Linked DNA regions of Mus musculus: region 2 is linked to region 1. Evidence: chromatin loops called from intact Hi-C (ENCODE). Cell type or tissue: heart. All regions are shown on one strand.

Evidence for each region. A loop is a pair of places that touch in the nucleus more often than their neighbours do. Peaks named below come from ENCODE experiments on the same cell type or tissue, not always from the same donor. Only the 100,000 strongest peaks of a DNase experiment are listed, where the experiment ranks them.
Region 2: it touches region 1 in a loop (2.4-fold over the local background); 7 of 42 quality-filtered maps call a loop at or near these places.

What each region holds. Positions count from the first base shown.
Region 1 is chr17:34,834,302-34,839,301 of GRCm38, reverse strand. It overlaps Stk19 (serine/threonine kinase 19), which reads left to right and starts at 2,399. Exons shown (of 7, transcript NM_019442.3): 1 at 2,399-2,525; 2 at 2,736-2,872. The coding sequence starts at 2,426. It overlaps Dxo (decapping exoribonuclease), which reads right to left and starts at 2,283. Exons shown (of 7, transcript NM_001163770.1): 1 at 2,086-2,283; 2 at 1,548-1,909; 3 at 1,166-1,401; 4 at 857-1,076; 5 at 619-754; 6 at 395-489; 7 at 116-315. The coding sequence starts at 1,903. The coding sequence ends at 165. It overlaps Skiv2l (superkiller viralicidic activity 2-like (S. cerevisiae)), which reads left to right. Exons shown (of 28, transcript NM_021337.2): 28 at 1-76. In heart, no CTCF peak of the experiment used is centred here; DNase peaks (open chromatin) are centred at 327, 1,041, 1,641 and 2,301; H3K4me3 peaks cover 3,278 bases; H3K27ac peaks cover 2,449 bases.
Region 2 is chr17:34,651,088-34,656,087 of GRCm38, reverse strand. Atf6b (activating transcription factor 6 beta) reads right to left here. Exons shown (of 18, transcript NM_017406.4): 9 at 4,969-5,000; 10 at 4,341-4,526; 11 at 4,167-4,258; 12 at 3,261-3,440; 13 at 2,992-3,099; 14 at 2,793-2,874; 15 at 2,516-2,586; 16 at 2,273-2,384; 17 at 2,083-2,167; 18 at 1,014-1,617. The coding sequence ends at 1,391. Among named protein-coding and RNA genes, the nearest start is that of Atf6b, 6.4 kb to the right of the region's middle. In heart, CTCF peaks have their summits at 174 (motif pointing left), 2,005 (motif pointing left) and 4,366 (motif pointing right); DNase peaks (open chromatin) are centred at 337, 1,537, 2,127, 3,117 and 2 weaker places; H3K27ac peaks cover 711 bases.

The sequences.
Region 1 (5,000 bases):
AAAACAAACAAAAAAAACCCCCTAAAAACCCAAAAATATAAATAAAGAGCAAACCAGAGTGCTTGGAGTATGGTAACTTGGAACAGAGGTGACTCCATTCAGACACAGCAAGAGACCCACTTAGAAACACGCCTTTATTATCTGCACGGAGCCCAGACTTGTCCTCAGTCCTTGGGAGAGGGAGTCTTTGAGAGTGGTGGGAGGTCTTGGGTCATAGTCTCCACATACCATGAGGGCAGGAAGGCATAGGGTGCGTCACGATGGACAGACACAGTGACAGGGCCACCAGGTTCCCAGGAGAAGAGGTGGACAAGCCTGTGGAAGACAGAGGTGTGGGGTGAAGCCAGAGATTGAGCCGGGATCCAGAGGCAGTGCACAAACATGAAGGCCTTACCTGGGATCGTCCTGGACTACTGTGCTCTGGGCAAAGCTAAGGAAGGCAGCACAGAAGTTCATGCACACAGAGGGATTCCAGCCTTCTCGGTCATTCTGGAGGGGGCACAAGAGGCAGAAGACTGGGGGTGGAAAGAGGAAAAGGCAGGTGGCAAAGGGGCACTGGGTCTGAGGACTTGGTACAGGGGGTGGGGAAACAGATGGCCACTCTGACACCTGCCTTACCCTGACATTTTCAAACATCTCCATGGTAGGAAAGGTCTTTAAGGAACAGACGAAACCTTCTGGGTTCCGGAAGCCGGCAACAACATGTGGGACCCCCGGGAGGAACGACTGAGCCCACCATTTCAGCAACTTGTGTCTGACGGGAGAGGCAAAGGGTCAGCAGGACCCTCCACCCCCCCCAACCCCCCCCAACCCCCCCCCAACCCCCCCCCCCGTCAGTCCCGGCCCCGGCCAGAACCTGTAAAAGCTCCTCCACTGGCCAGGGCTGTGCATCTCCTTGGATGTCTTGAGCTCCACGTAGCAGGAGGGAGGCTGTGTGCAAGGAGCCTGGGGGTTCAGGCAGTCTACCTCCCCGGAGAACAGGAGAGGGTGGTTTCCCAGGCGGCTGCGTAGCACAGAGCAGTAGGCCACGTTGGTGTTAACTTCCCCAGAGGGGTCTGGGGAGCCTCCGGGTTTGTCTGCACAAGAAGAGAAGGCAGCAGCAGAGGAAGGGGATCTCGACCTCTGTGGAAGGGGAGAGGGACCGCACGGCTGCGACGACTCTCACCTGCGCACATGTACTGCTCAAATTTGTAGCCCATGTACATGAGCTCCCGGAGGAGGGGTGGCCGTGCAAGCCTCTGGGCCCGAGCAGCCGGGGTCTCCACCTCACTTAGGTACAGTGTCCCTTGGAACCGGGAGGCTGCCAGCTGCCAGCCCTCCTGCCGCTCATACGGCGTGGTCAGCAATTTTGTCAGGTGCCCTCTCCATGTCACCGTGGCCCCTGCCAGCCAGCCGGGACCCCTGGGAGGGAAGAATGCGGGGTTTATGGTCTGACTCGAGTTTTACTTCTGTTGACTCAAAGTCCCCACTAAAGACCATTTGGCTTTCCCAACTTCAGAAGAGAAAGCCGGGTCACCAGGTCAGCTTCTGCGTTGCACCGGGCTCACCCCTCCAGCTGGTTCCGGTGTTCCAGGACCCAGCGCAGCAAATGGTCCAACCTCTCTTGGACTTCCTCGTCCCGGGGCTGGTATCGGTCAGGGTATCCATCTCTGAGGTCAAAGTCCGGGCCTGGGCCGTTGATGGGAGGGGGGCTGTAGTAGCGGAGGGCTCGGGCATCTCCATGGTACTGGCGTTGTGCGTCCAGGGAGAAGCAGCCCAGTTCGGATGGACGCCGGTAGAACGGGAAGGGTCCCGAGTACAGAGAGGGCTGTGTCCGCAGTAAAGGGACTGCCCGGGGGAGTTTGTGCAAAGGCTTTTCCACCTCTGTCTTCTCCGCTTTTCTCTTAGTCCCTCTGGGTTCCATGAGGTCCTGCGAGGAAAGCGTTTCCAGTGGATAAGGAGCGAGTGAGCTTCCAGGTTTGGGCTCTGCGTGTCAGGAGCCGGGCGCCTCGTTCCCACCCACGGACCAACGAACGCGGCGAGCTTGAGGAGTTTGGGGGTTGAAGCTAAGACTTGGTTACCTCAAAGCTCCCCACCCTGACCGACCTCCACCTCCTCGAGGCTACGGCGTCAGGGCCGCACGTCAGAAGCCGGAGAAGGATGCAAACACGGAGTTGCTGTTTCTGATGACGCTCTCATCCGCCCTCAGCGTCGGAGTGGGCGAGGTCCGTCTGCACCGGAGCGGGAACCCAGGCGGGCCACTCGCGCCTCGGCGCGCCCCAGTGAGCGCTCTGGTCGGGAGCCAATCAGCAGCGGTGCGGGCGACGGAAGTGAGGCTGCCTTCGTCATCAAACTCAGACGACCAGCCAGAGGGCCCGTCGTCATTATTCTGTGCCGGAAGACGCGGTCTTCGGGACTCCTTTCCCGGAATCCTGAAATCCGGGTTATGAATCGCAAGAGACGGCTCCTGGCGTCTGAGGCTTTTGGGGTGAAGCGGAGGCGGGCGCCGGGGCCCGTGAGAGCGGATCCTTTAAGAACAAGAGCAGGTAACCATGGCAACCTGGGCGCGGAAAGCCCGAGGGTATCCACCCTTGGAGGAGGGGGGGGAGGAGGAGGAGGAGGAGGAGGACCTAGGGTAGTAACCATGGCAACCCAGGCGCTGGGCAGCGACTCTGAGGGCTGGGGCGTCCGAACCTCCGCGCTGTCTCCACCCTCGCTCTCCACCCGGACCTGACCACGCGCTTGCTCCACCACAGGCTCGGCGCGCGAGGCCATCGAGGAGCTCGTGAAGCTGTTTCCCCGGGGGCTGTTCGAGGATGCGCTGCCGCCCATCGCGCTGAGGAGCCAAGTGTACAGTCTGGTGCCAGACCGGACGGTGGCCGACCTACAACTGGTGAGCACCTTGGAGACCTTTGGCGTGTCCCCCCCCCACCAGCCCCGGCCCTCCGACCCGCAGCCTCGAGGGCACTCGCCAAGTCCCTGTCGCTCAGACACTCAGTCGTCCGTCAGCAGGCGTTAGGCCAAGGCAAATGCAGAGCAAATCCCAGGGGTTTGGAACTGCAGGCAGATGTCACATCTGACAGGTGATGGCTGTTAGAGAAGGTTAGTGAGCGCGGACAAAGGTGTACTGAAGGTCACCGGTGAGAGAGATTGACTGAAGGAGAGAGATGAGTCTAGTGTTAATTCCCAGATTTCCCAAGTGATCAGTTAGTGATTAGGGGATTGACTAGAGGAGGGAGGCACCGAGTAGCTGCTTGCCTGATGTGCGTACACTGAGTTGCAGATTATAGATGTATGAGACAGTGGGCTATGACGCTGCAGATCATTCTAGGCTGTGGTGCACAAGGCATAGGGGCTAAATGAGATACTTAGGGAGACTAGAGGAGTGATGTAACCTCGTGGCCAAGTTTAGAAGGCGATTGAAAGCCAGGGCCATGTCTCTTCACACAAAAAAAATCCACAGTGGGCAGATTTCAGTCTCTGTTTTATAGGAACTCTCAGACCTCTGCCTGAGTTGAAGGTCAGAACACTGTGAACGGCTCTCTGCTGCTACATACCTCTCTGGGCTCCTTTTAACTAGGGCAGTTCCTCCTTAGAGGCTGTCACAGATCCTTCTTGCTTAGCTTTGTCCTTATATTGTTACAGAGTTTCTGACCTTGATTCCTGCAGGTGACTTCTGACCTCCTCCTCAGGCCATGGCCCCTGTGCTTCCTTTTCTATAACTGTTTTTTTTTTTTTCTTTAAACAAAAAGCTTTCAGAGTTGCACAAGTTTTGTTTTAAGACAAGGTCTTAATTTGTAGCCCAGACTGCCTTAAACTTGATATTCTCCTGCTTTCATCTCCCTAATGCTGGGGTTTACAGTAGTCAGAAGGTTAACTAGAGGGAGTCTCTTCTTTCTTTGGAGAGGGGAGGATTGAACTTGGGTCAGCAGACTTGACAGCAGAGTCACCTCCTCAGCCCTGTCACCAGCTCTAAGAAATTTCTCTTGTCCTCTCTCATTGCTTTCTTCTGGCACTGAAATTACATAGACATCTTCTCTTTGAACCCCTTCAGACACTTCCATGTTCAATAGTTTTGGGCTTTCTTTTATAATTGTACTGTTTAGTTTCATCTTAGATTAATAATCTGTTCAGAAAGCTTAATTTCATTTGCTTGTGGCTATGTGCTTGTGAGCATGGGTGTGTGTACATGTGGGTTTGCACTCTCAGATGCCAGAAGATGGCACTTGATCCCTGGAGCTGGGGAGGTACAAGTTACAGGTGGTTGTGAGCCACCAGATGTGGGAGCTAGGAACTGAATGTGGGAGCTCTGCAAGAGCAGGAATTACTCTGCCACCGAGCATTGCTCCCACCCCAGATCGATAGTCTTTTATTCAGCTGTACTAAAGTATTTCACACTCATTGAAGTCTTAGTTTATTGTCTTCATTTCTCAGTTTTAAATTCTCTACTGGGACTTTTTTTTTTTTTTTTCTTTTTATGGGTCTTATTATGCAGCACTAGATGACCTGGAACTCAGTCTGTAGACCAGGCTACCCTTGAACTCATAGAGACCCACCTACCTCTGCCTCCTGAGCGCTGAGATTAAAGCTATGCACCACGGTGACTGACTGGGACATATTTAAGCCTATATCTTTTTTATGATTATTTTAAATTTGATTATTATTTTTGGCCATGTGTACTGCCATATGGCTTTAATCCCATTGCTCTAGAGGTAAAGGCAGACAGATCTCTGTGAGCTTAAGGCCAGCTTGGGCTACCTATTAATGTTCTATTTCCAAATTATATGTGTGCATGTGCAAGTTCATGTGTACATGCCACCATGTGTGTGTAGAAGTCAGAGGGTATTGTGTGGTTGAATTCCCTCCTCCCATCACGTGGATCTCAGGGGCTGACTCAAGCCCTGGGGCTCAGCAGCAGGCCACCTGACCCACTGAAACATCCCACCAGCCCTAAGCCTGCTATGTCTTTTTAGAATTTCCTACCAGTAGTTTCTCATCTTGTTTTTTTTTTTAACACGTCA
Region 2 (5,000 bases), 180 kb after region 1:
TCAGGAGGAGGGTCACATCTTACAGAGGACGAGCCCAAGGTGTTTAAGGACATCAGCTAGTACAGGGCCGTGAAGCAGCCCAGGACCAGGCCATCTGCTTCCCTTACTCCCTGGATAAGGTGCTCAGGGATCCTGGGACAGGAAGTGGCTGTGGACCAGAGCTGCCCTCTGGAGGGAGGAGAGGCTGAGTTCCTGGGAGCCCTAGTTCCAGGTTGCCATAGTTCCCCAGTCTGTTTTCACCCCAAACACAGTAGGGATGGGTGAAGAGAGGAGGGGAAAGCCTGGCTGGACACGTGAGGTTCTTCCTCCCTCCTTCAGGGCTGGGCTTAGAGCCAGGCAGCCCCTGTCCAGTCATCTGGGCTCGGAGCCCAGGTCCAGCTCACACCCTCCAGCTGACCCGGGCCACTCCTGTAGGGTCAGGCCTAAGGCACTGCTGCAATGGGAGTGACTGCAGGGGACTCGCAGCCAGGCAGACTGGGGCCCTCATCTGGATCTGGTCCCTTTCCTCCCACTCGGAGCTCACGGCCCTATCTGCCTGAGCCACTGTCTCCATCCATCTGGGCCTCCCTCAGGTCTGTCTTCCTCAGTTCAGGGCCTAGAGGATGTCCTGTAATGTGCCCCCTTCTTCACCTCCCTACCAGGCCCCCTCCGCTGTGACCCCGCCTTCCTGGGCTTCAAGCCCTCTGGCCCCCACGCCTGTTGTTTGTGTGGACAGCTCATCCTGGAAAGCCAGGGGGGACCTGCAGCAGAGCAAGGGCTGGAGCTGCTGCACCCCATCAAGGGCGTGGGGCCCCTGTCCTGTCCTTCCTGTTTACTCAGACACATTCCGGTGAGATGTTCTATCTGCTGTCACGCCACAGACAGCTAGACAGACATGCCCTAGAGTTGCTGGGCTGGGACAGGGGGGACGGGGACATGAGGTCTGGCTCCTTCTCACCCCACCACGCCATCCTCAGTGCTGCTTCCTTTGATGCTGGCCCTATACACGTCACACACTAGGAAGGTGGCCGCCGTTCCTTTACACCCCTCCACGTTGTTTATTTAATAATAATAAAAAAAAGATACGCACACACATAAACTGACTTCTGCCACCCACAACCATCCCTTGTCCCACCTGGGGACCTAGTCCCACCTTGACTCCCAAACAGATAAAGGAGAGAATGAAGAGGATATGGGGGAAACCCTCACGAGGTACCCTCGGGGAAAGAGGACTGGGAGTGCAGGAATGAGAGGAGCCCTATATTTCTGGAAAGAGTGAGAAGAGAGGTGAACCACCCACCCTAGTCCCACTAAGTGCTTAACCCCCACACCCCGTCTTCCTTTACAATTGCCCCCGAGCCCCAGGATCAGGTTCCCTAACCCGGTTCTAAGTCACTGTGAGGTGAGGATGTCAGGGGTGATTGAGGTAGAGGGGCTGGGAGGCCTGATGGGCAGGACTAGCTGCGGAGCCTGGCAAGGGGCCACCTGTGGTATTGCCCGGGGATGGGGACGGCTGCTTCCGGAGCGAGGGGGGCACCGTAGAGGTCTTGATGTGAATCACCCTGGTGTCCATGACCTCACACTCGATCTGCATCATCTCCTCATAGTCCCCTGGGGGGCCCCGGCCTGACACGGTCTCTGTGTGAAGGAGAGAGGGAAGCGGGGAAGGGGAGGCAGACAGTGGTGGGTGGGGTGAGATGAGGAAGATGGTTAGAAAGTTGGGAAGAGGAGGAGGGCAGAGGCAGCCCACAGGCCGAGTGAGGCGGGCAGAGGGCTGGCGTAGGAAGGTAAGTGACAACAAGTAAGGGGCACATGGGACAGGAGGTCAAGAAAGAAAAGCCTAGCCGCCACCTATCAGAGCAGCTTTGGTCTGGTTGAGAAAGGATCTCACTGTGCAACCCAGACTCCCCATCTTCCCATCTCAGACTCCTGAGCCCTCAATGCTCAATTGCAGGCCCTTGTCTCCCCACTTTTTCTTCCCCTTGGTTCCAAGTCCCTCCTCGCACTTTTTCCCTTAGCGCCCCCTGCTGGTTCTCTATGAGAACTCCCTCCTTCCTCAGTTTTAGATTTCAGAACCCTCTCCATAGCCAGAGGGAGAATTACCATTGGGGGCCATGGCTGGCATCACCAGCGACATCTTGGGCCTGGATGTCTTGTTGTGGCTGATGGCTGGGAGCAGCAGGTGGTCCTAGGAGCAGAAGGGCCATGCTGGATGGCAGGGGAAGACACACTGACAGGTTCCCCAGCTGGGGACCCAGGGTGACAGGCACATGACAGGGGGAGGGGAGCTCACCCTTCGGAAGGAGACAACATAGAAGGTATCCTCCCTCCGGTCAATTGCGTCTAGAAACTCCGGCTGCGAGCGGCCGGGGTGGCGGTAGAGCTGCAGCTGGCCCACGGGGTCCCTAGGCAGGTGAGAACAGACTCAGGAAGCCTGGTGGAAAGGGTGACAGATTCCTCCGGAACAACAGCAGTGTCCTCCTGGGGTACAGCTCTCTCTAGTGACCTCACTTACGAGTGCTTACCCAGCACTTACCTTTCAGGGGGTCCTGGAGGTTGGGTGGGGACAGGTTTCACTGGAGGAGACTTCTTCCGTAGCTGAGACTTCTGGAAGGAGAAGTATCTAAAGATTTGAAGAGGGTAAAGGGAGGAGGGAAAAAGAGAGGCGGTCCCTGGAAGCTGGTGCCATCTCACACCCACTCCTCCATGTCCCCCAAGAACCCTTGAAATCTCTCTAAAATGTCCACCTGGAATCCCCAGGACAGTAGCTTTGTCTTGCTCTCACCTTCCTTGGCCCGCCCACTGGCTCCTACCTGTCTCTCCTGGGCCCTGTGAGGTATCTTCCGTCGACCTCTCTGGTGACGTTGGACCCAGCCACTCAGCTCATCAGCAAGCCTAGGGAGACAGACCACCAGCTCTAAGGAAGGCCAAAATGTATGCCCCATGCCCACAAGCAGGCATGAGAAGGCAGGGGAGCTGGCACTTCCACACAGAAGGACAGACTATGCACACCTCAGAGACTCAGTTCGGTTGAAATGGCGACAGTCTGAGGAGAGGAAGAGCTGGTCCAGGTCTCTCAGCAGCAGCTCCTTGGCTCCCCCGGGGAAGGCCGTCAGGTTTCTGAAGTGAAGCAGAGGAGGCAATGACCAGAGAGAGACTGCCCAGCACAGGACACCATCAAACCCCCGGGCCAAGAGCAACTTTGGCTCTACACCCTGCAAGGGCAGGCTTTAGGAAGATGACTCCTTCCTTCTTACAGGAGGGGTCTTTCTGCTTCTCACCTGAAGCTGGGCCTGCCTGCAGAGCTGGGCTGCTGCTCCCCGGGGCTCTGGGCGGCTTCCCGAAGGGGTTCCATGCCATGAGCTGGCCCTGGTTCTGAGAAGCCCAGCAGGTGCCTCTGGGGTCGAGGTTCCTCCCTGCTCATCCGAGGAGACATGGGAGCTGGAGGCGGCTCGCTGATGCTGTGGGCAGGGAAGCGGGGAGGGAAAGAATTCTGGCTTTCTCAGCTGTCTGGTGCAGTGCGAGTCAGGACTCTGCAGACTGAGGAAGGTATAACCTGTTCCACATGGCTGCATCTCCCTTCAGTGAGTGGGGAGTAGAGAGGATGCCAATCTCACAGGTCCAGGAAATAGGAAAGGAGAACGAGGACTCTAAGGCCTCATAGCCAGGGAGCCTGTGAGCCACTTACACGGGTGTGTCGGGGCAGGGGTTTGTGTGTACTTATGTACACATATGTACATGTGCATACAAAAGTCACTGCTCAGCACGACCCACCCTCTTCCTTTATTTGACACTGTCTCTCAGCAGCCTGCCATTCATCAAGGGCCAATGAGCCCCGGGGACCTGCCTGGCTCTGTCTTCCCATTGCTGTCCATGCTACCACATCCAGTCTTTTCAAAATTCAGGTTCAGGGATCAAATGTATGTCCTGGTGGTGGGGTGCCAAGCACCTGGCCCACTCCTGGGGTCAGTTCTCATTAACACTATCGCCACCCCCCACCCACCATGCACCTCCTCCGAGGGAAACAGTACACACTAGCAATGGCTGATGGAAACAGCATCTGGGCTGCAGGGGCGGGAATGCTTGTGTAAGTGGAACACAGTGCCCGGGGCTGAGCAGACAACTGAGCAGCTCATCTGTGAGGCTCAGCTCCATCCAGGGCTGCAGGGAGGTGGTGAGGGGCTCACCTCACAGGCCCAAAGTTGAAGGCAATGAAGAGAAGGAAGACCATGATGCAGACAACCTTCCTGTTTCCAGACCCCAGCTTGAGCCCGCTGTTCTGCAGGCAGAGGAAGACAGGAGGTGAGTGTGGTCTCGGGCCTGCCTTCCCAGCCCTCTCTCCAAGGGTAGCACAGGCTGACCTCTGCCAGCAGGGCCTCCAGCCGCCGCCGGAGGGCAGCGTTCTCCCTGCGCAGCTGCTGGTTGTCGGCCAGCACAGCCTGCAGCCGGGCCTCCAGGCCTTGCAGGTACTCTTTCTTCTTGCGGCGGGACTGGCAGGCCGACTCTCGATTCTTGATCATCCGCTGCTGCCGCTTCAACAGCTTTGCCTTGCACCAGTGAGGTTGAGAATGAAGATGAGTTAGAGAGATCATGCCCCAGCCCCAGGGACTCACTGCCAGCTCACGGCCACTCTCCTACCTCCCTCCTAGTCCTCATGTGTGGGACAGGAGAAACTGGAGGACCACAGTGCTGGCTAATCCTCTCCTTAGGACTTCCTTCCCAAGCTCTTGTTCCGAGCCCTAAGTTAACGGGCTACAGCTAAGAACAGTTGACTTGCCTTCCCACTGGGAAGCCACCCTATGTGCTAAACCTACAACCAAACGTGACGCCCCTCCAACCTACATACCTAACACCACGTACAGCAGAGCCCCCCCACACCCTCAGCCTTCCATCCCGCACACTAGCTCCCTTTTCCAATGCTGCTGCCTGCCAGACAGACTGCTCTCTGGCCTCCTGTGACAGAGCCTGCCCCACCTCCTTGGCACATACATCCACTTCAGGCGGGCAGGAGTTCCCCGGCA